Regions from separate parts of the Homo sapiens genome. Here region 2 is linked to region 1. The links are chromatin loops, found by intact Hi-C in ENCODE. Cell type or tissue: Calu3. All regions are shown on one strand. Each heading gives the region's core, and the rest is flanking DNA. Links, peaks and the distances in the headings are about the cores only.

Evidence for each region. Hi-C counts contacts between places; a loop is a spot of excess contacts. Peaks named below come from ENCODE experiments on the same cell type or tissue, not always from the same donor. Only the 100,000 strongest peaks of a DNase experiment are listed, where the experiment ranks them.
Region 2: it touches region 1 in a loop (5-fold over the local background); 1 of 110 quality-filtered maps calls a loop at or near these places.

The regions. Positions count from the first base shown.
Region 1 is chr5:87,107,914-87,123,625 of GRCh38, forward strand. It overlaps MIR4280HG (MIR4280 host gene), which reads right to left and starts at 14,282. Exons shown (of 2, transcript NR_186582.1): 1 at 13,908-14,282. It overlaps MIR4280 (microRNA 4280), which reads right to left and starts at 7,041; the gene lies at 6,966-7,041. It overlaps LOC101929380 (a long non-coding RNA gene), which reads left to right and starts at 12,235. Exons shown (of 4, transcript NR_105018.1): 1 at 12,235-12,281. RefSeq lists an enhancer at 9,628-9,727. In Calu3, for the core only: no CTCF peak of the experiment used is centred there; DNase peaks (open chromatin) are centred at 6,149 and 6,898.
Region 2 is chr5:87,041,034-87,056,745 of GRCh38, forward strand. It overlaps MIR4280HG (MIR4280 host gene), which reads right to left. Exons shown (of 2, transcript NR_186582.1): 2 at 7,873-9,931. It overlaps LOC645261 (PP565), which reads right to left and starts at 15,209. Exons shown (of 3, transcript NR_188227.1): 1 at 14,857-15,209; 2 at 14,217-14,277; 3 at 7,873-9,931. In Calu3, for the core only: a CTCF peak has its summit at 7,363; DNase peaks (open chromatin) are centred at 7,348 and 8,158.

The sequences.
Region 1 (15,712 bases), core at 4,994-9,993:
TATTCAGCCCAGTAACTCTGAGTTTTAACACAGTAATATAGCAGTCTTATATTTATGAGAAACCGAAGACCACTACAACTCTTTGAGGGCAGGAATATACCAAGTAATTCTGAAGCATCTGCAGGCATACCAGGATGAAATGGAGTCAGGAATCAAAAAAGCAGGAAATATATTTTTTCCCTTAAAATTAAATATACCCAAAGGAAGTGGCTGCCGTGATGGCAGATTATCGCGGTTGACGTCCAAACATTTAACCTGGACTTAGTTTCCCTCATTGTCAGTATAAGGATTTGCACACACACACTACAAGGTTGCATCTATATAGCTAAGTCTTTGGCAGAGTAGTCAGGAGTGTTGATTCTGGAGGTACTCAGGACCAGGTTCCATCCTGGCTCCACCACTTTCCAGCTATGGGAACCTGAGTAGGTGGTTCACCTTTGCAAATGTGGTCACTTTCTTGAAATGGTGAGGGGAGTGGAAGATGAAGCTTATCTGCCCACTACTGAGGGTTTTTTCAAGGTCCAGAGATCCCCTGTACTGGCCTCTCTCCATGTTCTACTCACTCTACTCCACCTCTTGGGATATATTTCTCTGATTAGTAAATTTTGAAAGAATAACTGTTCATACTCAACTCCAAGAAGCAAGCATGTGCATAGAAATCAGAGAACAAAGATATGTTCTGCACTTCCATGTCCTAAATCTTACCTAGGGAGGCTGTCCCAGTTCAGCATTGTCATAATTGGTGGGTAGGACTTAAAGCCACATCTTCTAATATGTCCTCTATTTTTTTTTTTTTGGAAAAAAAATCTACTCAGGAGGCTGAGGTGGGAGGATTGCTTGAACCGAGGAGTTTGAGGCTGCAGTGTGCCGTGATTGCACCACTGCACTCCAGCCTCGAACTCCTGGGCTCAAACGATCCTCCGACCTCAGCCTCCTGAGTAACTGGGACTACAGGCAGGCACCACCATGCCCAGCTGATTTGTTTATACAAAAAATTAATATCCCCACATTACTTATTCCTCAAAGTCCATGTTTCTCATGTAGTGGTGGTATTCAGACCACCGGCATTAGAATCTCCAAAAGCCCTTATAACAAATAAAGATTCCCAAATTCACTCAAACTAATGAATCAAAATCTGTAGGAATGTAGCTCAGGACTCCGTATTTTTAACAAAGACATCATGTGATTCTTAAGATTCATAAAGTTTGTTGTATTTTAACACATTGGAGTCTAGTGTAAGATGCCAATATAAAATGGAAGAGGAAACATGTTAACTCAGTTATTATTATCTGCTAGCAATTCAATTTGTTGAATTACACTGAATTGTACTTACTGTCAGATTATTGAGATTTATTTTTCTTTTTTGTATCTCAGTTCTGTTATCCCGTATTTTAATATAAAGTAGTTGCTGGTAAGATATAACTTTAAAGAAAAAAATATAGGAAAATCTACTTCCAGAACTTCTCTGTGTATGTGGAAACAAGAAGCAGTTATTCCAATGTGCCTTTTAGTTACCAGATGTAAGGTGAATATGCACCCCCTGTCATGGACACTAGCATAACCGAGCCTTTTTTAACTTTGAGTAGTTCAACGTAAGGATAAAAATCCTACCTCCTGATCATCAAGGGTCTTCGGATGAAACAAAGTGTCTATAGACTTTTGAGAAAAAACTGATTCTGTCATATACATGCGCAAAACAAAACAAAGTGGGCCTGACGAAGATTTCCCAGCCCAGTAATTCACAAAGGGTGCTCCCCAGACCAGCCATATCAGCATCATCTGGGGACTTGTTAGAAAGGAAAATTCATGAGCCCACCCCAATCCAACTGTATAAGTCTGCTAAGGTTGCCATAACAAAATACAACAGACTGGCTGGCTTAAACAATATAAATTTATTGTCTCACAATTATGGAAGCTAAAAGCCCAAGATCAAGTGTCAGCAAATTCGACTTCTCCTTGGCTTGCAGATGATGAGTCTCTGCCCTGCTGTGTCCTCCCATGGCCTTTGCCCTGTGTGCATGTATCTAGTGGTGTCTCTTCCTCTTCTTATAAGGACATCAGTTATGTAGGATTAGGGCACCACCCTTGTAACCTCATTTAACCTTACTCTTTAAAGGCCCTATCTCCAAATACATTCTAAGGCACCGGGGGTTAGAACTTCAACATATATATGTGGGTGGCACAGTTCAGTTCATAGCAACTATGAGTAAGAAACTCAGAGGTTGGAGCCCAGCAACCTGTGTTTAATACGTCCTTCAGGTGATTTTAATAGGAAGGTAAAGTTTGAGAATTGTGCTGCCTAGTGAGGACCTCAACTCACCGCAATGAAAGGGTAGTCTGAGCTGAAGTGATAGGATTATTGTAAGGATCTATAGACTTTTGAGAAAAAACTGATTATGTCATATACATGCACAAAAAAATTAGTCTAGAAGCCCTCAGGACCATCATTGTTTTGGCAAACTTGTGAAATAAAGGGAGTTCTAACCAGAAAGTCTAAGTGTGAAGCTTGGCCCCTAGGCAAGGATCTGGCCACTAAGAGCACAACTGCAAGCATCCATCAACTACTAGTGTCTGCCAGAAGCAAATGGATTAAATTCTCCACTATTCTCCCCAGCTGGCCTTGGGAAGTGGACTGAACCTTTTGGACTGAGTGAATTACTCCACATGGATTCTTAGATAATTCTGGAAATGGTGGGATCTCAAAAGAGAACTGATGCTATATTTTAACACCTTGGAGTCTATCTTAAAATTCAAATATAAAATGAAAGAGGTAATACATTGATTAGGTCATTGCTGAGATGATAAATTAATCTCAGGGGAAGGATTACTGTGCCTCCTGTATGAGTTGCAGAGAAAGGGTGATGGAGATATTAAAAAGAAAGAACTTTTTAGTTTAGGACTCAAAATGCTGGCTGGCTGTCACGCCCATCTGAGGAGCTTATCAAATAATGGATTCCATAGGCATACTCATACCTGATTGAATCAGACTCTCCAATGACAGGGCCTCCAGCCTCCTGATCTTCTGAGTAAGTGGACAGTTGGCATGAGATATAGAATTAACCGGATTAGTAGTTCATCATTATTAAGCAATAGAGGCACAAAAATATTACTCACATTTTTGTCATATATTTTATCAGAACTGAAAAAAGATAAAAAGAGAATAAGGGGAGTGAAGCTTATCACAAAATAGTTACACATTATATAGATACTAAGAAATTATAACATTGATATGAGGAACAGAAGCAAAATTACTTCTCCTCTCTCTTTTCCCTCACCCTACTGCAGTTCTCTACATGAAGCTGTTCAGGTACCCTTACCTGTTCACTACACACAGGTATGCCACTCACTGATAATACATTAGGGTGCCATCACTTACACACCTATAGAATCATACCACACTCATTTTATATATACTACTGACTCTCTTTTGCCATGTAATGTTGATATTTTCTCAAGAATATAGATATTACTTCTATCAAAATTCAGATGGAACTTTAAAACTGTTTCTTCAGTCAGGCATGGTGGCTCACACTTGTAATCCCAGCACTTTGGGAGGCCGAGGCGGGCAGATCACAAGGTCAAGAGTTTGAGACCATCCTGGCCAACATGGTGAAACCACGTCTCTACTAAAAATACAAAAAAATAGTTGGGCATGGTGGCGGGCGCCCATATTCCCAGCTACTTGGGAGGCTGAGGCAGGAGAATCGTTTGAACCTGGGAGGCGGAGGTTGCAGTGAGCCAAGATTGTGCCATTGCACTCCAGCCTGCGCAACAGGGTGAGACTCCGTCTCAAAAAAAAAAAAAAAAAAAAAAAAAAGTCTGTTTCTTCATAGAATCTAAACAACCACCTATGATTATTTAAAAAGATATCCTGAAAATTAACCTCCCACTCCCCCAAAATCTGAAACAAATTTAAGCTAATTTTAAAACAAATTAAGTAAAATAATTTCCTTTTGAAATCTTGGGATGCCTTATTATGCTCTCTTCTTATCATGCATCTGTTTCTACAAGTTATTTTCTTTTTATACCAAATTTAGTTTACTTTTATATAAAGATCTCACTTCTCTGATTCATTTTCGAGAAGCCACCTCCTTCTTTCTTAAAAATCAGCCACTGGTTTTACGCAAAATAGAATCATGTGCTTTTTTCTCTTAGCATTAACAAAGATGTTTAGAAGTTCTGTTACATGGCTATTAATTCTACCTCTAACTAGGACCCAAACAATCAATTGCCCACAAATCAGGACAGGTTTAGTTGATATATGTAGTAAGTCAACAAGATCCTTGCAGGAGTTTTGATTAAACACAAAACTAAGAATTACATTGCTTTATTTATTTCAAACAGCTTCTTCTATATTATCAAAGTTTTTTAGTTTGTTTTTACTTTTTTTTTTTTTTTTTTGCAATCTTTTCTGCAATTTTCCACCATATTAGGCTATTTGACCTATCGGTAACAACTCATTGGCGTAGTTTTCTCACTCATCTGTGGATTCAACTATGTGGCAGTTGGCACCCTCAACCCACTGCATACAGTTTCCAAAATATCACAAAAATAATTACCTTTAACTCTCTTCCTTCTGCCCTACCTAACAATGATGAAGGGGCTTAAAATTAATTGCGGTAGTTGCAGTTAAAAATTGTTAACAAAATTGTTTTTATCACACTTTTCTCCAAAACATGAATGTGGAAACAGTATAATGTATAGTTACTCTTTGGCATCTACCTCTGTGCCTCCATTTAAATTGTGTACCTGTCCCAGATCTGTCTCTGGAGCTTTATGATCCCTTAGCAACATCATACAGCTGCCTCTGTTGGGATTAGAGAACCAATGGGACCATTCCATGTGGTTCCTGTGATTTGTCTGAACACAATTCCTTGCACTAAAACAAATAGGCTTGTAAGACAAAATGTAGCATTTGGATGCAATTCCTATTGTTTTATAGGAAAATCATTTATTGAGTTACTCTGCAGACTCAGGAGTGTAATAGGTGCTGGGGGTTATGAATGAGATATTCCCTTCTGACCTCTAGGAGCTCACAGTACAAAATAAAAATATATTGTGTCACAAAACAATTTGGTCCTTTGAGCACCAATGTTAAGTAAGACCTTATACAGGAAATTAGTGAAATGAACATGAAACTTGTCTTTTAGGAGTACATAATCAAATAGGAGAGAGTAAGCAAAAAGGTAAATAAAGCTGAAAATGACAAGTAACACCAGTGAGGCATAAAGTGCACTAACGTTGAGAGCAGGAAATCTCGGAGCTAAACTGCTATTTTAATAAATAATAATTGTAAAAGGTTATCAGAAAAATTTTAATGAGAAGATTCATGTAGAAAGAAATATTCTAAGATAAGTAATCAAATGATTTTCCAATGTGTGTCAAAATAACAGGATACGATGTACTTGGTGTACATGAAATTGAAACACATTTGCATATCATCTGATCTGCAGTTTTTTGCAGGCTTTTGTTGAAAGTTGACAGAAGCCTTCCAGGTGTCAGTGTTTTCCCCAGATATATTTTCCATTCCCACATCTCCACACAGTGAGAATGACATTATATGCTAAAATGACATTGTCAAATTTTAGTTTAAAAAGGATCCTTATGAATCTGCCAAATACTTTTAACTCCAGATATAACTTCCATCAGCAAATGTAACATGAAAAATAAATATGGGACTGGGTTTCACAGGCCATGTGTTGAACATTTGGGAATATTCATCTTCCAGAGAGTTCCATGTTAGTGCTCTTCTGTGGTTAAAACGTGGATGTTGTGCTCTAAAATAATGTGTGGTACCTTTCTAAAGAACAGGATTTAGTTAATAACTAAATCACAATGTGAAAAGGAGGGTTGGTATTACATGGTAAAGCTGTTTGTGTTTTAAAGCAATTCATGGTTCATACTTTGCTTTTCTTTTGCTGTCTTATACAGTTAAAGTTTATTTTCTCAGTGTTTGTTTTACTTTATCCAACAAGAATTCAGACCCCTTCAAGTTTAGTACAGTAGTCCCCCCTTATCTGTGGTTTCAGTTTCCATGGTTTCAGTTACCTGTGGTCAACCACAGTCCGAAAATATTAAACGGAAAATTCCAGAAATAAATGATTCCCAAGTTTTAAATTGTGTGCCATTCTGAGTAGCATGATTAAATCCTGTGCCATCCCACTCTGTCTCACCCGGGATGTGAATCATCCTTTCTCCAGTGTATCCATGCTGTATATACTACTTGCCCCTTAGTCACTTAGTAGCCATCTTTGTTATCAAATCAACTATCACACTATTGCAGTGCCTGTGTTCAAGTAACCCTTATTTTACTTAATAGTGGCCCCAACCCACAAGAGTAGTGATGCTGGCATATTGTTATAATTGTTCTATTATATTACTAGTTATTGTTAATCTCTTACTCTGACTAATTATAAATTAAACTTTATCATGGGGTATGTGTGTATAGGAAAAAATCATAGTATATAGAGGGTTTGATACTATCCTCAGTTTTAGACATTTACTGGGGGTCTTGGAACATATCCCTTCTTGGATAAGGAGGGAATACTGTATTGGATTGTCTTTGACTTCTCTACTGAAAGAAGGTCTTCTTCCCCACCCTTTGAACCCAAGTAATTCCTACTTAAGACTGAACAAAAATGAAACTCAAAGGAATACAGAGTCAATACCAAATATTTTATGAGCAAAAGATGGGTGCAGGCTATGGAAGAATAGACTTGGGGCTACATATTAAAAGCTGCTAATCATTCTAAAGACAGACCCTGAAAATCTGTCAACAAGGAAGCTGAAAAGCTGTCATCCTGGGAGGTATCCAAAATTGGAATGAGGAAATTCACACAGGTATCCGGAGACAAGAACCAGGGTTCAGACCTAGGGCAACTCGGCACATTCTGCCAAACCCTTCCTCCTCACCCAGCACTGTTTCCGTCGGTCACCAGCATGTTCCACTGCTTTCACTCCATAGCATCACAAAGGTGTCATTCAGTCTTGAACATACCTCATCCTTTAAGGCTCTGCTCAGAACTACACTCCACCCTGATTCCTTACCTTAAGTTCCTAATGATCTTTCTATTTTGACTTCCTGTGTCATTTTCAGGTCTGTTCTGCACAATGGAAATGAGTGTATAACCATTTGTGCTGCTAAATAAACGTGGAACACAACAGTTAATAAAAAGAGATTGAAAGACAGCCTTAGAAAATCTAAGGTGAAGCTGGGCAGAAAATAAAGGTCAGGCGTGTGAGTGGGCCAGGCCCAGTGATAGCTCAGTTGCAGGTAATGCCAAAGTTAAGCCTGGAACTAATGAAGCCTTCTACAAAAGAAATACTTTTAAAATACTGATGCTAAATGCTAAGGTCAAAGCAACAGTTCAGAACCAACAACTTAGACAAGGCCAAGAAGGCAGGAAAGTACTGAATATTTGAGCAGCAACAGAATGGGGATCCAGAGAAATTCCAAGAAGTCAACTTTCAGATTTGTGTAAAGGATAAATGACACTGTGTATCTAAAGTAATTCTCCCATTCCTTTACTTCGGCAGCCTCACTCTTTCCCATCTCCCCCCAGAATCTTCGCTTTTGACCTCTCCCAAGGAACCTTTCTTATCTGAGTCCTATTTAATGTAAGCCATATCCTAGTAGAGGCCACTGAACATCCCATGGCCTTCTTATATCCACAATGGGGCAGTAACCCCCTGGAGGCAGAGATATTTTTATTCTTCTGCTCCTTATTCACAAACCTAATCTAGAAAAAACGAATGTAGAAAAGCAAGGGATTTTTGCTGTTTTAAAGTCAGGTTATTTTTTAAGTAGTTAGTTAGTTGGTTTGTTTGTTTTTTGAGACAGGGTCTCACTCTGTCCTCCAGGCTGCAGTGCAGTGGTGTGATCATGGCTCACTGCAGCCTTGACTTCCTGGCTCAGGTGATCCTCCTACCTCAGCCTCCACAGTAGCTGGGACTACAGGCACACACCACCATGCCTAGCTTTTATGCAGTATTAAGGTATTATTGGACACATTATTTATAAAGGAATGAATATCTCCATTATTTTCAGCTCAGTCCTTCCTATGCTTTGATTTGTCTAGTTGCCTTTATTGTGCTTCATAGATGCCTGTCCTAGCATGACCCCCTGCAGAGTTATCACACAACTGTTTTTGAATAATTAAAAAAACTGTAAACATTTGTTTCACATATTCCACACTTATCCCCCACCTGCAGCCACTAGTTGGCATTTCGTTCTCCTTTGAAATAGAAATTTTTGGTCCACAGAGGCTTATCAGAGTGAAACACACTTTCTTTGCTAGTGCATTCAGAGAGCGAGATCAGCAGTAACTCGCCTGTTATTTTTTTTTTTTTTAGAAATTTTATGGCACTGCTCTAAAACCCAATAAAACTATTAATGGTCATACAAAAGTAAAACATTTAATTTTAAATTTTGATTACCTTTTAGTGAATTATAAATACAAAGTGTTCAACCACAAATAACACACATTACAAATAAAACAAGTAAGTAAATTAAAATTGTAAACAAATAAATGGATAAAACCCAAAAGTCAGTCAATGCTAGAGGAATAGGAGAAAACAAACTGTGTTAAGCTTTGTGGAGCTCTGCTCTAGTTCTGCTCCTGCTTGCTACAGATATTCTCTTAATGGTCCCCTGAAACTCTTTATTTTAATAATCGAACACCAAAAGTTGTTTAGCAGCATGTGTGGCCACAAATCTAAGAAAGTACATTCCATGCAGCTAGGTATGGCGAGTTTCAGCCCTTGATATATGACTGTAAGTAGTGTGTGACAAATCTTTGGACTTCAATCTTTGGTGACACTCTCTATTCCCCTTACCCCATTCCTATGGGTTGGAACATGATCATGGTACTAGTGACCATGTAGACAAGGACAACTGATGCAACTGACATTAAGGAGAAGAACTCGTCTATTACTGTGTCTGTAGCAAAAGAGATACATAAATATTAATCTTATTTAAGTCATTGTACTAAAAGGTTCCCATTGTTTCAGCAACTTAGCTTTTACCCTAAACAAAACATCCACCAATATTTATCCAGGACTCATAAAAAAATTATCTCCTTCTGCCTTATCTTAGCTCCAACCCAACTGTCTGAAAGTGTCCAAACACTCCTCCCTACTGGCGATGGAAAACTAGCTCTGGCTATATTAACTGGGGTGAGAAAACCAATATAGTTCTCCCTGTATCTAAGCTTAAGTTCCCAAGACAACTAGAGGCCATCAACTTTCAACAACATATCACTTATTGTCCTAGTCAGGACTCTTTTCAAGACAAAAAAAAAAAAAAAAAACAGTGACCCCACTTATAGGATATAAGCTGAGGAAGCTTCATACAATGCTAGAGATCCACAGAAACCATAGCATGGTACCAACATGAGTCATGGGAACTGAAACCATTGAAGAACTGAGACAACTCAGTTACCTCTCAAGATTCATGTGCTTTCTAGCTTCTACTTCTCTCTGCACAATTTTTCTTTCCTCTTCCTTCTCTTTGCAGACCAGTTTTCTTGTAAGGGTGTCACCAGTTACATAGGGCTGCCCATTACCAGTGCTACATAGGGAATAGGATCTCAAAGAAAAGGATTATGGGCAAGGATGGTCCAAAGCACGTCGTCCAAAGATGTTAAGCTCTTAAATCTCTTTGCTTTGTTCTTAGCAGGACTCTCCTTTGATACTTTTCCTTTGCCACGGTGAAAATTCAATCTTCCTGTGGGAAGATCTTTCTAGGTCTCTTGGTTCTCTGCCTCCCTGATTCTGTGAAACCCAAAGAAGTCAAGCTCTGTGCCCAGGCCTTGAGCTAACAAGAACACCATCTCCGAAAACCATCTCAGTCTTTCTCCAGCATTCTACCCTGGTAGCTTCTCATCCTCCTGTGATCACCCTCATTTTTCATCCATCTAATGTTTTGGTTACTGATTTTTATCTGTACCTGATACTACTGCCCACACAGAATGTATAATGGGGGCCAAAGAACCATTCACCCTGGATCTTACTCAATAGACTGCAAAATAAACTTCCAATAATCTCTCCATATTAGTTTATACATGCAGTCTCTGGTATACATTTAAGATCTTATTTATAATCAAACTTTAATAGCTCATTATCAGATACCGTATTGCATATCATAAATTACTTTTTAAATATAACCCCATATAATCTTATAAATAACACAATTATATTGCATTGTAATTTATGTACAGTAGACCTCTGTTAGCCATGGTTTTGCTTTCCATGGTTTCAGTATCACAGTCCAAGAGTCTTAAATAGAAAATTCCGGAAATAAACAATTAATACATTTAAAATTGCACACCATTCTGAATAGTGTGATGAAATCGCATGCCGGCCTGTTCTGTCCCACCCAGGACATGAATCATCCATTAACCAGTGTATCCACACTGTATATGCTACCTGCCTGTTAGTTACTTAGTAGCCATCTGGGTTATTATATCAAAACTACGGGCCGGGTTCGGTGGCTTATGCCTGTAATCCCAGCACTTTGGGAGGCTGAGGCGGGCAGATCACAAGGTCAAGAGATCGAGACCATCCTGGCCAAAATGGTGAAACCCTGTCTCTACTAAAAATATAAAAATTAGTTGGACATGGTAGCGCACGCCTGTAGTCCCAGCTACTCGGGAAGCTGAGGCAGGAGAATTGCTTGAACCTGGGAGGCAGAGGTTGCAGTGAGCCGAGATCACGCCACTGCACTCCAACCTGGGCAACAGAGCGAGACTCCTCCGTCTAAAACAACAACAACAACAACAACAACAACCAGTATATATATTGGGCTTTGTACTATCTTTGATTTCAGGCATCCACTGGGAGTCTTAGAACATATCCCCTGCAGGTTCCCACTATATTAAGAGGTTACTACTGTATTAAAAGTACTCGTTTTTGTTTTTTGTTTTTTGTTTTTTTTTGAGACGGAGTCTCGCTCTGTCGCCCAGGCTGGAGTGCAGTGACGCAATCTCGGCTCACGGCAAGCTCCGCCTCCCGGGTTCACGCCATTCTCCTGCCTCAGCCTCCCCAGTAGCTGGGACTACAGGCGACCGCCACCGCGCCCAGCTAATTTTTTGTATATTTAGTAAAGAGGGGGTTTCACCATGTTAGCCAGGATGTTCTCTATCTCCTGACCTCGTGATCCACCCACCTCGAAAAGTACTCTTTCTTATGTTATAATATTAACACCTGGTTTGGGCTTAAAAAAAAAAAAATAGTGTTCCAGAAAAGAAAGGAGAGAAGGGAGAAGAGGAAAGCGGAGGGAGATCCAAGTTTTGCTGGACCTCTGAAAGGCCCTGACCTGGCTTCAGTTCCCAGCTTCCCACTTGGGTTTTATCTCGAATGAAGTTTGTGAATGCAGAGAAATGAGGGAAAGATAACCAGTAAGTGGACAACACTAGAAAGACTGGCCAGAGAGGTACAGAGGACGGAGATTTCTTTCAAGTGGAAAGGGAAGGAGTGGTTTCAAGGAGGATGTGGTATTTAAGTTGGCTTCACTATATATTATATTTTATGTAATGTGAGTGACACAAGCGTGGGAAAGTGAGAAATAGGAGAGAAAAAAGAGAGAGAGCGAGGAACATGGAAAAGCATGGGGAAGAGAAGAAAGTCGTTTTACAGCCTATGTTCAATAAACAAACGACACAGTGATCACAGTCAGACACAGCAGCTTCTCTGAAGCCCTCTCCTCTCTCAAATATTCCACAAATTACAATCTTCTATTTCTAGAGATTCATTTCTAGGGAACTAAGCAAAGCTCTCAATAGGGGTATATATTTGGTCTATACTAGTTACTAGAAACTCAGTATCAGTTGACTTACATGACTGAGAAGGCAGGGACTAAGATACAAAGTATGCAGGTGAGTGTGGATAGGGCAGGGCACCAAGTTGTGCATAGAAGCCCCACTTGGGAGGCACTGCTGGGAAAGACATCCTAGGTGGGGAAGTGGAGCATGGGTGGAGCTTGGTGGGCAAGGGTGGGCAACACGGACACTAGCTTATATGGTTTGGCTCTACGTCCCCACCCAAATTTCATCTTGTAGCTCCCATAATTCCCACGTGTTGTGGGAAGGACCCAGTAGGAGATAACTGAATCATGGGGTGGGTCTTCCCTTGCTGTTCTCGTAAGTCTCACGAGATCTGACAGTTTTAAAAACGGGAGAGAGAGCACAAGTCCTCTCTCTCTTTTCCTGCCGCCATCCACCTAAGATGTGACTTGCTCCTTGCCTTCCACCATGATTGTGAGGCCTCCCCAGCCATGTGGAAATGTAAGTCCATTAAACCTCTTTCTTTTGTAAATTGCCCAGTATCTGGTATGTCTTTATCAGCACCATGAAAATGGACTAATACACTAGCTGTGTCACACACAAGAGTAAGAATATGATAAAGTGCCCATTTTTTGCTACATGACTATTTTGCTCAGAGCCATCCAGGAAAGAAAGAAAATAAGAAAGGGAATTGAGGTTATGGAATGCCAAAATAAAAAGACCATGAAGGCAGGAAGTTTGTCTAATTTGTGCTTGCTTTATCCCAGAGCTCAGAACAGTGCCTGACACTCAAATAGGTTTTAAGCATATGAACAAATGCCTACCTGGTGATAGGCCTTGTGCTTGGGACTTTACCTGCATTAGCTCATTTAAGTCTCACACATCAACACAGATGAGGAAATCGAGATACAAAGAGTAAGTGTCTTGCCCTAGGTCATCCAGCCAATGAACAGCAGTGCCAGAATTCAAATCCTAGCCTAATTGACTAAAGCCAGTGCTATTAACCACCATGAAATGCTTCTTCACTAGACAGGAAACCAGACGATGACTATAGCATACAGTAATCTGAGTTTGGCACAACTCACTGTGATGATAGCATCATTCAGATACAAACTGGAGGAACCAGTTTTAAAGAAGGGTGAGGGGATGCAGAATATTAAGGGAAGCTGAGTGGTCAGGCTGACTCTATGTTATGGTATCAAATTTGGCTTGCCTGAATTTTAATTAGGACAAGAAATATTTCAAAGCACAAATGAGAAGTTATTTTCATCTCTGCTTCTCTCTTTAATTCAGAGTTCTCTAGAAGAAAAACAGGAAATGTTCCTATATTAAGCAAGTGGTATCAAAATCTATCATATCAGTATTGAAAAGCACCAGGTAATTTCTTAGATTCAGAAACCTCAATTTATCCCTAATGAAATACTAAGAAGGCTGCAATAACCAATTACTCAGAAACATTTTGGTGTTTCTTTGGCTGACTTAAACTGAATTATTTCTATATCCAACTGTTTCTATTAGTCATCACAAACTCAAAGACATTAGTTTATTCTGGTACTTTAAAAAATAATACACAATAGAAAAACAAAAACATAGGATGAATAAATGGGAGGAAATATATATCAATTAGTACCATTCATTTTTTATTCATTACTATGGTATTGAAGGACTTTGGCAGGTGACATTGTATATCCAGGCTACTAAGTCTATTTCTGAATGTTTCTACTGCATACCAGAGAAGAGTGAGGCAACAGAGACCAAACTGCCAGCCTTGGACCAGCTAGTAAAGAACGGAAATGAGTCATCCATTTTTCACCCACACTCTTGAAACTAAACCTGAAAAGGAAAAAAAGTTTGATACAAAATAGAACTTGTTTATTCCCCTATCCACATTTGCTAGAACAGTGCCTAGCATAAATGTTTATGGAATAGATGGTTTAATAAATATTTGTTGAATGAATAAACAAGTGAATTTTTTTTTTCTATTTTTCCCTCAAGCTACGAATATGCAGGAAGGCAAGAAAAAGAGAATAATGCTGATTGCCCACAGAACTCGTTTGCTGAGACTACAGACAGTTTTGTAGTCAAGATCCGCTTAGACAAGTAATAGGCATTTTAAACTTAACATACCTGGAGTAGAACTTCTAATTTCCTCCCTTATAAATTGTTCTCCCCCAGTCTTCTCTCAGTAAATGCATTTCCACTTCACGAGCAGCTCAAGGCAAAATCCTAGGGGAGATGCTTGATTCCTCTCTTCCCCTTGTTCTCTATATCCAAACCCTCAATATGTAGACCCTACTCCCAGAGTGTATCCAGAATCTAATTACTATTTCCAGTACTACCATGCTAATCTCACCACCATTGTCAAACACCTGCACTACCACAAAAACCTCTAACTTGTCTCTCCTCTTCTAAGTTTGCCCCTCTGCAATTTAATCTTCATCCAGATGAAAATGTGATCATTTTGAATCATGCATATTCTTTCCTTTCTCTCCTTATAATGCTGAAATCGCTTCCTGTTGTACTTAGAACAAAAGTCCAATCTGTCTCCTCTCTATCACTCTGACCTCATCTTCTGCAACACTGTCCCTTCTGTTGTCACCATGCTGGTGTTCTTTTTTCTTTTTGAACATACCATGCTCTTTCCCATCTCAAGGACTTTGCACTTGCTGTTTCTCTGTATGGAATGCCTTTTCTCCAAATCTTGACGTGGTGGAGTCCTCATCATTCAGGTTTTAGCACAAATACCTCCTTATCTAGGATGCCTTCCCTGACTAAAGCTGACCCTCTCTGCAACATCCACACACAAGGTACATTCTATCACATCACCCTGTTTTATTTTCGTCTTAGAACTTAACACTATCTGAAATTAGTTGATAAATATGTGTGCTTACTTCATTCATCTGTGTCTCCCAATGAGGATGTAATTTTGAAAAAGTAAGAATCTTATTAGTCTTGTTCTTCGTTACATCTCTTGGACTACAGTGAATATTTATTGAAAGAATGAATGTTTTCTGAAAGTCCTTGAGCAGTTTTTGTGGTTGGTTTTGATACTTTGTTGAGTGTTAATTGTTCATTATGTCATTATGTTAAAGGTCTCTGCAATTAGGATACAAAGTATAATTGAGACTGAGTCATTTTCTATTGGTTTTAGAGCAGAATCTGACAGTCCTCTCTTGGGAAAACACTTTTAAACTGCCACTATATCACAGAACCAATTCTGACATATCTATATCAAAAACTAATTTCCTCAATTCTGTGTGTATGGCATCCAAATTTTTTTTCTAAATATTACCTACATTTGGCATGGTCATCATAGCTAAATGATTATTTCAACCACACTTTTTCTGCTGCTTCTCTACCTTCCTTTTCATTTTTACATATATTGGTGATTTCCTAAATGTAAATGGTTGAGTTTAAATGCCAGCAGGGGGTAAAAAAAAGAAATTCTTTGCAAAGGTAGAGAGATTTGTTACTCAGCCAAGTGCTTCTTCAGTAGCTAAGTTCTCATTAGAAAGCTAACTTTTCAGAGTAGCTCAGAGGTGTCATTTAGAATTATTTCATTTTACCAAGCTAGCATGAAATCTCATGACACCCTGAGGCTACTTGTCCTGGAGTGTCACAAAATGACACTCTGTCCCAATCACCACTAAATAATATTAACTCCTAAGCCTGATCTTCAAAGTCTAAGAATACAGCCCACATACATCCAAGGAGAGGGTTTTTTTTCCTAAAAATGATTTTAAATGGTTTTTAGCTTATTGCAATAACCTAGCCTTCATATTTAAATTAGTTGCATTAGAGAGCTATTTGTCATTGCAAACAAAGCTGCATTTGTAGCTTTGGATTCATTTTACAGTACCCGTCATTTGTCCACCTGGCCTTCTACTTGTACACAAATCACAGCATAACTCTGACAAGATATGGTTGTTTTA
Region 2 (15,712 bases), core at 4,602-9,601, 67 kb before region 1:
TAAGGTTAATATTGTTATGTGTTAATTTGATCCTGTCATTATGATTTTCACTGGTTATTTTGCCCGTTAATTGATGCAGCTTCTTTATAGCATCGATGGTCTTTACAATTGGGCATGTTTTTGCAGTGGCTGGTACCAGTTGTTCCTTTCCATGTTTAGTGCTTCCTTCAGGAGCTCTTATAAGGCAGGACTGGTGGTGACAAAATCTCTCAGCATTTGCTTGTCTGTAAAGGATTTTATTTCTCCCTCATTTATGAAGCTTAAATGGCTGGATATGAAATTCTGGGTTGAAAACTCTTTTCTTTAAGAATGTTGAATATTGGCCCCCACTCTCTTCTGGCTTGTAGGGTTTCTGCCAAGAGATCTGCTGTTAGCCTGATGGGCTTTCCTTTGGGGGTAACTCGACCTTTCTCTCTGGCTGCCCTTAACACTTTTTCCTTCATTTCAACTTTGGTGAATTTGACAATTATATGTCTTGGAGTTGCTCTTCTCGAGGAATATCTTTGTGGTGTTCTCTGTATTTCCTGAATTTGAATATTGGCCTGCCTTGCTAGATTGGGAAGTTCTCCTGGAAAATATTCTGAAGAGTGTTTTCCAACTTGATTCCATTCTCCCTGTCACTTTCAGGTACACCAATCAAACATACATTTGGTCTTTTCACACAGTCCCTTATTTCTTGGAGTCTTTGTTCATTTCTTTTTACTCTTTTTTCTCTAACTTTGTCTTCTCGCTGTATTTCATTAATTTGATCTTCAGTCACTGATACCCTTTCTTCCACTTGATCAAATCGGCTATTGAAGCCTGTGCATGCATCACGAAGTTCTCATGCCATGGTTTTCAGCTCCATCAGGTCATTTAAGGACTTCTCTACACTGTTTATTCTAGTTAGCCATCCATCTAATCTTTTTTCAAGGTTTTTAGCTTCTTTGTGATGGGTTCGAACATCCTCCTTTAGCTCAGAAGTTTGTTATTACAGACCTTCTGAAGCCTACTTCTGTGAACTCGTCAAAGTCATTCTCCATCCAGCTTTGTTCTGTTGCTGGCAAGGAGCTGTGATCCATTGGAGGAGAAGACACACTCTGATTTTTAGAATTTTCAGCTTTTCTGCTCTGATTTCTCCCCATCTTTGTCATTTTATCTACCTTTGGTCTTTGATGTTGGTGACCTACAGGTGGGGTTTTGGTATAGATGAACTTTTTGTTGATGTTCATGCTATTCTTTTCTGTTTGTTAGTTTTCCTTCTAACAGTCAGGTCCCTCAGCTGCAGGTCTGTTGGAGTTTACTGGAATTGCACTCCAGACCCTGTTTGCCTGGGTATCACCAGCGGAGGCTGCAGAACAGCAAATACTGCTGCCTGATCCTTCCTCTGGAAGCTTCATCCAAGAGAGGCAGCCACCTATATGAGGTGTCTGTTGGCCCATACTGGGAGGTGTCTCAAGTGGGTCAGGGACCCACTTGAGGAGACAGTCTGTCCATTCTCAGAGCTCAAATGCTGTGCTGGGAGAACCACTGCTCTCTTCAGAGCTGTCAGTCAGGGATGTTTAAGTCTGCAGAAGTTGTCTGCTGCCTTTTGTTCAGCTGCACCCTGCACACAGAGGTGGAGTCTAGAGGCAGTAGATCTTGTTGAGCTGTGGTGGGCTCTGCCCAGTTTGAGCTTCCCAGCCACTTTGTTTACCTATTCGAGCCTCAGCAATAGTGGACGCCCCTCCCCCAGCCAGGCTGCCGCCTCACAGATCGATCTCAGACTGTTGCACTAGCAATGAGCAAGGTTCCATGGGCGTGGGACCTGCCGAGCCAGGCACAGGAGAGAATCACCTTGTCTGCCAGCTTCTAATACCTTGGGAAAAGTCCAGTATTTGGGCGGGAGTGTCCTATTTTTCCAGGTAGTCTGTCATGGCTTCCCTTGGCTAGGAAAGAGAAATCCTCTGACCCTTTGCACTTTCTGGGTGAGACAACACCCCGACCTGCTTCAGCTCACCCTCCATGGGCTGCACCCACTGTCCAACCAGTCCCAATGAGATGAACCAGGTACCTCAGTTGGAAATGCAGAAATCACCCGTCTTCTGTGTCGATCATGCTGGGAGCTGCAGACCCAATATGTTCCTATTTGGCCATCTTGACAACTCCCTCTGAAAAATCTTTTTACTGGATATAGAGTTCTATATCCTGCTTACCCACCCTTCACACTTATATATCATTTCTGTGTAACTTGGCTTGATCAGTTTCTAGTGAGAATCACACAATCATTCTTTTCTTTGTTCCTCTGTGACTAAATGTGTTTTTATTTTTTCTTCTGGTCTTTAATATTTTCTCTTTATTACTAGTTTTGGACAATTTATAATGTGTTTTGTTGTAAGCATCTGTGAATTTATCCTGCTTGAGTTTCTTTGAGCTTCTTACATCTGTGGGCATTTAGTTTTCATCATTTTTGGTTATTTTTTGTCCACTATGTGTTTACATATTTTCTTTTCCCCTCTTTTTCTGGGACTTCAAGTGTGTGTGTGTGTGTGCACGTGTGCAGGTGCGTGCATGTGACTGCTCTCCCATAGTTCACTGAGCCTCTGTTCATTTTTCTTTTCAGTCATTTTTGTTTCACTTTTAATATTTATATTATTTTGTCTTCAAAATCTTTAATCTTTGCTTCTTCAATGTCTAACCTGCAGATCGTTCCATCCTATAAAAGTTTCATCTCTAGAAGTTCTATTTGGTTCTGTCATTATGTTTACATTTTTCTTTACATCATCGAGAATATTTAATACTTTTATATTCATATTCTATGTGTGTTCATGTATAAAATAGTTTTAAAGCCTTGCCTGCTAATTCCATGATCATTCTCATTTCTGTGTCTGTTTTTAGTGACAGATTTTTCTTCTGGTTAAGGATCATATTTTCCAGCTTTCTTCAAATGTCTAGTAATTCTTCTTTGAATGTCAGACATTAATTTTATGTTGGTAAGTGCTGAATTTCATTTAAGTAATGTTGGACTTTGTTCTGGCAGGCATTTAAATTACTTGCAGATCAGCATATTTTTCAGGCGTATTCTAAAGCTTTTTTAGAGTGGGTCTAGAATTACCTTTACACTGAGGTAACTTAGCCCCCACTACTAAGGCATGACCTTTCTGGGATTTCTATTGACTGCATTACATATTCAGTGATATCGCTCCACTTTGGCTAGTAGGAACTCAGATAATTCCTAGCCCTGTGTAAGTTCTGTGAGTTATTCAGCTTCTGGTTCTCCACTAATTTTTCTCTCCCAGGTAGTTTTTCTTTACCTGACTTAATAAAGTTCTACCTTTATGTTCACTGATTTGTATTCAGCCAAAGATTCAAGGACCTTATTATATAGATTTCTGGAGCACTTTTTGTGCATAGCAACTTGTTCTCTGGAAATCTTAGCAGCAAATTCTAGCCACCTCACCTTCTTGATCTCTGGTCTTGGTTTTTTCAACCCATTAAGACTATACGGCTTTGTTTGTATTTCTCCTCCCTTCACTGCAGTCTAGAAATTCTAGGCAGAAAGCTAAGGGCAACTATAGATTTCATTTTATATGCTTCCCTTCTATTAGGAATCCTAGTCCTGTGATTCCTGTTAAACAATTTCTGAAAATAGGTTTTTCAGCTATTTTTCCTGTTTTCTAGTTGTTTTGTCAAGAGAGGAAGACCCACAGTAGTTTCTCATTCATGAGTGAAAGAGCACGTCCCCATGGTAATTGGTCTTCTGTAGAGATACTGCATTTTCTTTGGGACAATTTTATTGTTGGCTCTGTTAAGAGATACAGTATTCATAGCTACAGAGCATATTTTACCTAGTTTTTTCACTGAGGGGTTCCAAAAGTATCATAAAAGTCAAAGGCTTCTTGATAGTAGTATTTTCATGCATGGTGCAGGACGAGTGACCATAATTTATGCCCTTCCGTGGAATAAAAAGGACGAGTGTTTCCAATGGGATGTATGTTTGCAGCTCCTGGTTTTGTGCAACGAGCTGAGGAATAGCCCCTCTAGTACATGGTCTGTAACTTTAAATCCTGTTTTTGTGTTGCCATCAAAGTCCTAGCCTCTAAAGCATTTACCATAATGGGCCACACAGTTTCAATTCCCACTTGCCATTGCTTGTTTCCACTTTATTTCCAGCTCCTAGAGATTTGACTTTCTTGTTTTGAAACTCAGCTATGTGATTTTATACAGCTATAAAATGGTAATTCGTTTTCTGTAATTCAATGTGTTTGTAAAGAAAGAATGCTTTTCAACATCAGTTCTGCCTACCATTTGATTATTAGTGTTCCAAAATTTTTACATGATGCAACTGCAATTCAAAAAGAGTATGTGATTTTTATCAGGGTAGAGACTGATTAGTAAGAGGTTAGTAGAAGGACAGAACAGTCACACCTTTTAAATTAAAAAAAAATCAACAAGTATTTTGTTGCACTTCAATTAATATTGAATTGAAATTTTTCATTTACTGCCCCACAGCAAAAAGTAAATCTAGCTTGAGTGCTGCAAGTATACAGCATTTGGGAATTAGCACATAATAAATATTTATAATTGTTGGATGATTAAAAATAGCAGAAGTATGTTGAAAAATCAATTTTTTAAACAAGTATTAGAAGCAAGGAGCAGAAGATAAAACTATTGCTAAGAAGTTTAGTATTATTACTTTCAAGTGTGTGGAGGATTAAGTCTGAAGCTTATGGAAATCCATATATAAGCCTTTTAATGACTAAATTTTTAAAATTTATTATTGATATATTCAGTTTTTTTAATATTGCAAACGATTTTGCTAGTATCTTTCCTCAATAAGTCTATGTGCTCTCACCCTACCTTTGTCAAGTTTAACAGAGTTCATTTTGTTCAGAAAAATGTTCCAGTACATGTCCAAATTTGGTGACTATAATTTTCCTCTGGTGAAATTGCCATATTTTATTATGCTTGTTTTCCATTTTCTAAAAGAACATTTATTTTTAAAGTTTACAATAATAAAATTGGATGTCCTTTAAAAAATATGGGATTTAAACAGTATTCCTTTGTAATTTCTGTTAAGCAGATTGGCTGGTTATTTTCAAAGTGGAGATTGTGTCAATCAATGTCAATTGCATTGTCTTCTCCAGGTTTGTCAGACACTGTTCCAATATAATCCAACTTTTTAAAACATTTGAGATAATTACTCCTACATCTTTTTCCACATTCTAGGCCAGATACAGAAATAAATGAATGTTAGAAGTATAGTTAGCCAATTTGCATGTATAAATGTCTAGTCCATTTATATCAATCCAAATATGTCTCCCTTAATTTAATTTAAGACTAAGTGCTTTAAATTGATATGATTTTAAAAAGGAAAAGATAAAATAGCATTATTTATAGTCACTAAAATAATCCATGAAAGATTAGGAATAAAAGCTTAAATTTTGATTAAATGACCAATTGAAAACAGAGAATAGTTACAGACTGAGCCTCAATCGTAGAGAAGCCATGACACTTAGGATGAGAAGCATGAGCTAATTCATACAAATAATAAAAAGTTACTAATATGATGAAGTCTGCTGAATTCTAAATTGCTACTGGGTAATTTTTCAGTTAAGTATAAATTTAGCATCTGGCACATTCATCCAACTTGAATACATGTCATGTGGTTAAATAAAATATGAAGAGCTATTTAAAATTTGAAAGATGTAGACTAAATGCTACTAAACTGTTTAGCATTCCACATTTTCATTCCTGAAAATCTAACTTCTCTTCAGGTTTTTCTTCTCTAATAGTAGCCTTAACATAATTTCTAAAGTGAGAAAAATAGTGGGATAAATCATGAAAAATAAAAATATGAATTCCAAATAGTTGCATTTACAAAACACTAAGCCATGCTCAACAAAACTTTTTTTAGGAACTCAATCTTAGAAATGTTTTCTAATATTATTCTTTCATAAATGATAGTTAATAAAGAATAAGCATCTTGCATTTATGTTTTCAGAAGGACTTATAATAATATTTAAGCAAACATGCTCATCAACAGAGAGAAATAAGTGTCTGAAGAACAGTCCCACAGGAAAATCATTTTTTAAATAAATTTTATCCTTTTATGACAGCCATTTTAGTACCATATATCTTAAAAATTAAAATAATTACTCTGAAAATGCCCTACTGCCCATTAGTTGTGGTGGCGATACTTTAGAACCACTATGAATATCATCAGCAGAAGGCTTGTGCTTCCACAAAACCGAATATCATGCAGATATTAAAAGAGTAAGTCAGCCGGGTGCCTAGATTCCTGTATTCAAGGGCAGGAAGCATCCAGCACAGGAGAAAGATGTAGGCTGGGAAGCTAGGCCAGTCTCACTTTTTCATATTTTTCTGCCTGCTTTATATTCACTGGCAGCTGATTACATTGTGCCCACAAGATTAAGGGTGGGTCTGCCTTCCCCAGCCCACTGACTCAAATGTTAATCTCCTTTGACAACACCCTCACAGACACACCCAGGATCAATACTTTGCATCCTTCAATCCAATCAAGTTGACACTCATACACATCTCATACACATCTCCTGAAATCATACATAATCTTTAAATAAAGAAAATAATAAGGTCATAATTAGGCCTAACATAATACAACTATCTTTAGTACAACCGGAAACACACCAATCCCCCAACTCAAATACTATTATGTAAAGTTAACAATACTTCAATTCTGAAATGAAATCAATAAATCTTATGTCACATGATGAAGTCAAAGGAAATAAAATGAAGATATTTTCTTAGTACAGCTGTATACATCTACAAACATGATTTTAACAAAAGGAGGAAATACTCATGACAGTTACAGTCCTCATTTCTGCAGCTGGTCATGTGGTTCTAGCAGGTATTGATAACTATCTTCTTCTACTACCCATTCTGCATTCCCTTTGCCTTCAGCAAGCACCTCAGCAGGTCATATTTTTTTCCTGGTATAGTGACCCAAACCTTCATTCCTGAGGGGTCTGGACCATTTGTAGTCCTTCCTGGATTGAGTTATTGTAGTTTCCCGTTGACCTTAAACACAGGGCATGGTAATACTAAGAGATGCCCTAATGGATCTCCTGTATTCCATGTATACTCTTCCTTACCTCTGTTTTGGAGCAGTAGACTGATTTCATCTTGATGATCTGGGTCAGTCACCCCAGCCAACAGTGTAACTCCCTTTTTAGCCTGTTGACTTAAAGGTAGGAGGATCCCAAAGTGTCCAGGTGGCAATCTTTAACTACCAGTTTAATGGAATCATTGTTTTGTCTCCTGGTGGCACTATTCCTCCATCTGGAACTAAGACCTATAGGCCAGCAGAATGTAATGTCACAGGAACATGAAACAAAAATTTTGCTATTGGAACACTAGGGGTGATGGTGAGTGGTGCCACTTCCACTTGCAGCCCTTGATTCCTGGACCCATGAATCCTGTCTATGGGAGAAACAGTACCATATACTGGACACTAATTCAGAGCATACACGGCCTTCTGGAGAACTTTGCCCCAGCCCTGCAAAGTAATGTCACTGTACACTGTTGGCACTGTAATTGTGACTTCAAAAGGCCATTCCACTGTTCTGTCAATCTAGCTGTTTCAGGATGATGAGGAACATGGTAAAACCAGTGAATTCCATGAGCATGAGCCCACTGCTGCACTTCTTTAGCTGTAAAGTGAGTGTCTTGGTCAGAGGCAATGCTGTGTGGAATACCATGATAGTGGATAAGTATCGGGGGAACCAGCCCCCAATATTTCAACATAGGTTCTTTTCTATTTTCCCTAAGTGTCAGCTGGTCTGAGAAATAAAGGGAAAGAGTACAAAAGAGAGAAATTTTAAAGCTGAGTGTCCGGGGGAGATGTCACATGTCGGCAGATTCTGTGATGCCCCCTGAGCCACAAAACCAGCAAGTTTTTATTATGGATTTCAAAAGGGGAGGGGTGTACGAATAGGGTGTGGGTCACAGAAATCACATGCTTCAAGGGCAACAAAATATCACAAGGCAAATGGGCAGGGCAAGGTCAGAAGGCCAGGGCAAAATTAGAATTACTGATAAGGTACCCTGTCCCACTGTGCATGCATTGTCATTGATAAACATCTTAACAGGAAACAGGGTTCAAGAGCAGAGAACCAGTCTGACTAGAATTTCGCCAGGCTGGAATTTCCCAATCCTAACAAGCCTGGGGGTGCTGTAGGAGACCAGGGTACATTTCATCCCTTATCTACAACTGCATAAGACAGACACTCCCAGAGCGGCCATTTTAGGGGCCTGTCAGTGGGAGTGCATTCTTTTCCCAGGGCTGTTCCTTGCTGAGAAAAAGAATTCAGTGATATTTCTCTTATTCGCTTTTGCAAGAAGAGAAATATGACTCTGTTCTGCCCCGCCCCGCCCCGCAGGCAGTCAGACTTTATGGTTATTTCCCTTGTTCCCTGAAAATCACTGTTATCCTGTTCTTTTAGGATGCCCAGATTTCATATTGTTCAAACACGCATGTTTTACAAACAACTTATACAGATAACATAATCATCACAGGGTCCTGAGGTGACATACATCCTTACTTTACAAAGATGATGGGATTAAGAGATTAAAGTAAAGACAGGCATAGGAAATTATAAGAGTATTGATTGAGAAGTCAGAAATGTCCATGAAATCTTCACAATTTATGTTCAGAGACTGCAGTAAAGACAGGCATAAGAAATTATAAAAGTATTAATTTAGGGAATTAATAAATGTCCATGAAATCTTCACAATTTATGTTCTTCTGCTGTGGCTTCACCCAGTCCCTCTATTCAGGGTCCCTGACTTCCCACAACAGATAATGCATTCCATGAATCCATGGATGGAGTCTTGGCAGAAACATTGCATGCAGGATAGGCAAACCCATATCCAGAGTAAGTGTCTGTTCCAGTGAGGACAAACCTCTGCCCTTGCTATGATGGAAGAGATCCAATATAATCAACCTGCCACCAGGTAGCTGGCTGATCACTCTGAGGAATGGCGCCATATCGAGGGTTCAGTGTTGGTATCCGCTGCTGGCAAATTGGGCACTCAGCAGTGGCGGTAGCCAGGTCAGCCTTGGTGAGTGGAAGTCCATGTTGCTGAGCCCATGTGTAACCTCCATCCTTGCCACCATGACCACATAGTTCATGGGTCCACTGGGGAATAAGAGAGGTGGCTGGGGAAAGAGGCTGAGTGATGTCCACAGAACAGGTCATCCTATCCACTTGATTATTGAAATCCTCCTCCGCCAAGGTCACCCATTGGTGAGCACTCACATGAGATACAAATATCTTCAGTTTTCAATCACTCAGAAAGGTCCATCCACTTACCTCTTCCCCAAATTTCTTTGTCACCAATTTTCCAATCATACTTCTTCCAAGTCCCTGACCATACAGCCAAACCACTGGCTACAGCCAATGAATCAGTATATAATCGCACATCTGGACATTTCTCCTTCCAGGCAAAGTACACAACCAGGTGCACTGCTCGAAATTCTGCCCACTGGGAAGATTTCCCTTCACTGCTGTCCTTCAGGGATGTCCTAGAAAAGGGTTGTAATGCAGTGGTCTACTTTCAGGTAGTGCCTGCATATCATGCAGAATCATCTGTGAACCAGGCCTTAGTCTTCTCTTCCTCTGTCAACTAATCATAGGGAACTCCCCATGAAGCCACTGGTGCAGGCTAGGGGAGAGGAGGCAGGGTGGCAGGAGTGGAGACCATGGGCATTTGAGCCACTTCTTCATGTAACTTATTTGTGCCTTCAGGACCTTCTCAAGCCCGATCAAGTATACTTTCATTTGATGATGGAATGCTGCTGTGCATGACCCACTTTATGGCTAGATAGGTCAGAAAGCACCCAGTTCATGATAGGTAGTTCAGGTTGCATGGTGACTTGATGATCCATAGTCAAACATTCGGTTTCCACCAAAGCCCAGTAACAGACCAATAGCTGTGTGTCAAAAGGAGAGTAGTTATCTGCAGAAGATGGCAGGGCCTTGCTCCAAAATTTTAGAGGCCTCCCCTGTAATTCACCGATGGAGGCCTGCCAAAGGCTCCAAACAGCATCCCTATCTGCCACTGACACCTCAAGCACCATTGGGTCTGCTGGGTCATATGCCCCAAGTAGCAGAGCAGCTTGCACAGCAGCATGGACCTGTTGCAGAGCCTTCTCCTGTTCCGGACCCCACTCAAAACTGGCAGCCTTTTGGGTCACTTGATAAATGGGCCGGAGTAACACACGCAGATGAGGCATGTGTTGCCTCCAAAATCCAAATAGACCCACTAGACATTGTGCCTCTTTCTTAGTTTTAGGAGGGGCCAAATGCAGCAACTTATCCTTCACCTTAGAAGGAATATTTTGACAGGCCCCACACCACTGGACCCCTAGACATTTTACTGAGGTAAATCCCTGTATTTTAGTTGGATTTATTTCTCATCCTCTGGCAGCCAAATGTCTCACCAATAAGTCTAGTGTGTTTGCTACTTCTTGCTCACTGAATCCAATCAGCATAATGCCATCAATCTAATGGACCAGTGTGATATCTTGAGGAAGCAAAAAGCCATCAACATCTCTCCAAATAAGATTATGACACAAAGCCAGAGAGTTGATATACCCCTGAGGTAGGATAGTAAAAGTATATTGCTGGCCTTGCCAGCTGAAGGCAAATTGCTTCTGGTGGGCCTTATGGACAGGAATGGAGAAGAAGGCATTTGCAAGTCAATGGCTGCATACCAGGTAACAGGAGATGTGTTAATTTGCTCAAGCAATGCAACCACATCTGGTACAGCAACATATTATTCAATGACAAAAAGCTAAAAGCTTTTCCCCTAAGAAATGGGAGTAGACAATGATGCCTACTCTTATCACTCTTAGCATATACTGGAAGTCCTAGCCAGAGCAATTAGGCAAGAGAGAGAAATAAAGAGCATCGAATTTGAAAGGAGGAAGTCGAATTCTTCCTGTTTGCAGGCAACGTATCATATATATAGCAAAACCTAAAGACTCTACAAAAAAACCCTCTTAGAACTGATAAGCAAATTCAATAAATTTGCAGGATACAAAATTAATATTCAAAAAACAAAATTCAAAATTAATATTCAAAGAAATCTTTCTATACGTAAATAAAGAACTAGCTGAAAAAGAAATCAAGAAGGCAGTGCCATTTACAATAGCTACCAAAAAATAAAATAAAATACCTAGGAATAAATTTAACCAAGGAGGTGAAAGACCTCTACAAGGAAAACTGAAAAACACTGATGAGAGAAATTGAAGAGGATACAAACAAATAGAAAGGCATCCCACGCTCAAGGATCAGAAGGACTAATATTGTTAAATGACAATACTAACCAAAACAATCTATAGATTTAATTCAATTCCTATCAAAATGTCAATGACATTCTTCATAGAAATAGAAAAAAATCCCTAAAACTTGTACAGAAGCACAAAAGACTGAATAGCCAAAGCAACCCTGAGCAAACAGAACAAAGAAGGAGATATCACACTACCAGACCTCAAAATATACTACAATGCTGAAGTAACAAAACCAGCATGGCACTGGCAGAAAAACACAGAGACCAATAGAACAGAATAAAGACCCCCAAAATTAATTAAACCATATATCTACAGCCGACTGATTTTTGACAGGGGTGCCAAGAATACTCATTGGGGAAAGGACGTTCTCTTAAATAAATGGTGCTGGGAAAACTATCTATATACAGATGAATGAAACTAGTTCCCTACTTCTCCCCATATCCAAAAATAAACCCTAAATTGATCAAAGACCTAAATGTAAGACTTAAAACAGTAAAACTACTGGAAGAAAACATAAATGAAATGCTTCAAGACATGAGTCTGAAAAAAGATTTTATTAGAGCACGGGCAACAAAAGCAAGAAATAAACAAATGGGATTATATTAAACTAAGAGGCTTCTCCACAGAAGAAAAAAATCAGTTGAGTGAAAAGACAACCCATGGAATGGGAGAAAATATTTGCAAACTACTCATCCAACAGGGAATTAATATACAAAATATACAAGGAACTCAGACATCTCAATGGCAGAAAAAGAATGACCAATTAATCTGAACAGACATTTCTCAAAAGAAGACATGCAAATGGGGAACAAATGTTTGATAAAATGCTTAACATCACTAATCAGGAAAATGCAAATCAAAACCACAATAATGTTGTGGTGTATCATCTCACCCCAGTTAGAATGGCTATTATCAAAAACAAAAAATAACAAATGCTGGCGAGAATGTGGAGAAAAGGGAACTCAACACACTGCTGGTGTGAAGTAAACTAGTACAGCTACTATGGAGAATAGTAAGGAGGTTCCTCAAAAAACTACAAATAGAATTTCCATATGATATAGCAATCCCACTACTGTGCATTTATCTAAAGAAAAGGAAATTACTGTGTCACAAGAGACATCTGCACCCCCGTGTTTATTACAGCACTATTTACAATAGCCAAGATAAGATACCATCATAGGTGTCAAGCAACAGATGAAAGGATTTTTTATTTTTTTTGAGACAGAGTCTCACTCTGTCGCCCAGGCTGGAGTGCAGTGGTGTGATCTCGGCTCACTGCAAGCTCTGCCTCCTGGGTTCAGGCCATTCTCCTGCCTCAGCCTCCCGAGTAGCTGGGACTACAGGCGCCCACGACCACGCCCGGCTAATTTTTTGTATTTTTTAGTAGAGACGGGGTTTCATCATGTTAGCCAAGATGGTCTTGATCTCCTGACCTCGTGATCCACCCACATTGGCCTCCCAAAGTGCTAGGATTACAGGCGTGAGCCACCGCGCCCAGCAGATGAAAGGAGTTTTTTGAGACGAAGTCTCGCTCTGTCACCTAGGCTGGAGTGCAGTGGCGCAATCTCGGCTCACTGCAAGCTCCGCCTCCTGGATTCACGCCATTCTCCTGCCTCAGCCTCCCGAGCAGCTGGGACTACAGGCGCCCCCCACCACACCCGGCTAATTTTTGTATTTTTTGTAGAAACAGGGTTTCACCATATTGGCCAGGCTGGTCTCGAACTCCTAACCTCAGGTGATCCACCTGCCTTGGCCTCCCAAAGTGCTGGGATTATAGTCATGAGCCACTGTGCCTGGCAAAAATTTATAGTTTAAAATTAAAAATTTAAAAATAATTTAGAAGCATATCATTATTATTATAAATACTTGGAATGATGGCATGTTTGTATACTCAGCTAGCTTTCTAACCAGATATCATTGATGTATTCTATATATCAAAATGAAATTCACTAGGATTTTGCTAATTCCTTACATGATTGTTAAGGCTAAAATGCAATCTGTTATTAAAATGACATCATGTCAGTTCTGTTTCTCAAAACTAAATTTAAAGAAGTTTCCCTTTAGGCATATTCTGATTGACATGTGGTTGAATTATTTCTAAAGAACATTCATTCATATGCAACAACAATTTTATTCAGATCCTGAAACTTAAAATTTTGTCATGGCCTTTTAATGGAGGATCTTCCTTTTAAATGTCTGATAAAGATTATAAGAAAACACAGTCCTGACCAGTGAACATGAACCCTTAGACTATTTGGAGAAACATGGCTGAACACCCTAAAGTTGGACGGTTGTGAAAACCCATCAGAACTGTAGATAGCACATTAGGCAGCAAATGTGGGAAGGAAAAATGATCCAGCTCCACTTTTAGGAGGTTTTCAAAACATTTCAACTGTAAATGAATTGAGTGGACCATGAAACTGATAAAATATCTAGGTTGTCATCTTCATTTTGGGTTACATGGATCATGATTTTTTCAATTAGTAGGCAAAGATCAAGCATCTCCATGTAAGTAACAGCCTTCTGTGTTCTGGTCTCCTTCCCACCTCTCTACCACCTCCAACCCCTACTGAGTACTAAATTTTGCTGATATTTTCAAAAAGATCACAACTTTTATGCATGTTTCTTTTCTTATTTGGTGGAATCACTTCCTATTTTGACAATTCAAGAAGTAAATGATAATGTGACCCATTTCCCTAAAATCAAGGCCTCCATTTTGCATAACACAATGAGAATTTTAAACAGGAAAGGGAAAAGGAAGAATTTAATTAGTAGGGAAGTTTGAAAATATACTTTAAAGAATATACAGGAAAGGAATAAGGGCATTTGACATCCTCTAGAGATCTTTTCTATATAACTAATGCATATGAGAAAAGCAGATGTTACCAATGGAAAATGTGAAACTGAAACACTCCATACTTACCAACCAAAATCACAGAGAATGCTTCCTAGGGACCAGGATATTTCTCTGTCAGGAGAGGTCTCTAGAAATCCAAAAAACTGTCAATAATCATTCAGTACAAAGACAATGATAGTGGGTCTAGGAATACATATTTAGAGAATTAGTTTCTCTGAAAGGAAGGCTGAAGATCATGTTAGGACTTTGAAATGAGTCTAAGTCAATATTAGAGTAGACCCAGATTTATTTTCAATAATTATATCTCTCCAATTTACATTAAGATTCTATAGCCTTGAAATGACCAGGACCCAGGTGATCCAAGATCTTTAGATCACTTCAAAACCTCGTCTGATTCTGCACTAGCCTCCTTTGGGCCAAAAAAACATTGGTCTAGTAATTGCTTCCTTGTCATAGTTCTATTTTCAACATGGAGAGTAAAGGACATGTGTGACCATAGTACAATTATACTTGATAAGTTGTTCTCCCATACAAGTTGGTTCCAAAGGTAAAGGATGAAAGGCATAATGTCCACAATCTCTGAGCATCTGAAAAGTATGAAGAAGTGAATTCCTAACACATATAAAAATGCATTGTCTTCAAATTGAGTGATGGGTTTTAAAGTTCGGGAAACAGGAAAGAAAGTTTAAAAATCTATTATACTTACTTGTATTTCTTTACTTCTTACATTAAACGACTGGGAAATAAAGAATTATTAGAACTGGGCTGGGCGCGGTGGCTCACGCCTGTAATCCCAGCAATTTGGGAGGCCGAGGCAGGCGGATCACCTGAGGTCAGGAGTTCACAACCTGGCCAACATAGTGAAACCCCGTCTCTACTAAAAGAACAAAAATTAGCCAGGTGAGGTGGCAGGCACCTGTAATCCCAGCTACTCAGGAGCCTGAGGCAGGAGAATCGCTTGAACCACGGAGGCGGAGGTGGAGGTGGAGGCGGGGGTTGCAGTGAGCCAAGATCACACTACTGCAGTCCAGCCTGGGTGAAAAGAACAAGACTCCATCTCAAAAAAAAAAAAAAAAATTATTAGAACTGGCTTATATACAAGAAATTTTTAAAGCATACAAATGTAAATGGGATTTAATACTATTCACAGCTTCCTTCCATAATGTCAAAAAGCAGTCTTCTTTCCTTGTACCCAGAAAAACTGCCATTTTAAACTGCAAAATAATTATGAACATTTATTCAAACTGTTTAAATATGAATACTTATGAACCATCATCATTCTATTGTATTGTTTATCAATCAAGATTCTATAATGTTTCCAAAATAGTCTTGGAAATAACCAGGTGGGCTGAGACCTATCATTATTAGAACAGGAGCAAACTGAGCTGATACTTAAGTTGATTGTGCCTATTTGCATGGCCATGATGTTGACTATTTGTTAAATGCCTACTTGTATCAGACATTGTTTTAGGTACATTGTTTTAATGCTATAAATATCTCATTTAATACTGAAAATTGGAACACCAATTAACTTGTCAAAAATAACACAGCTAGTATGTAGC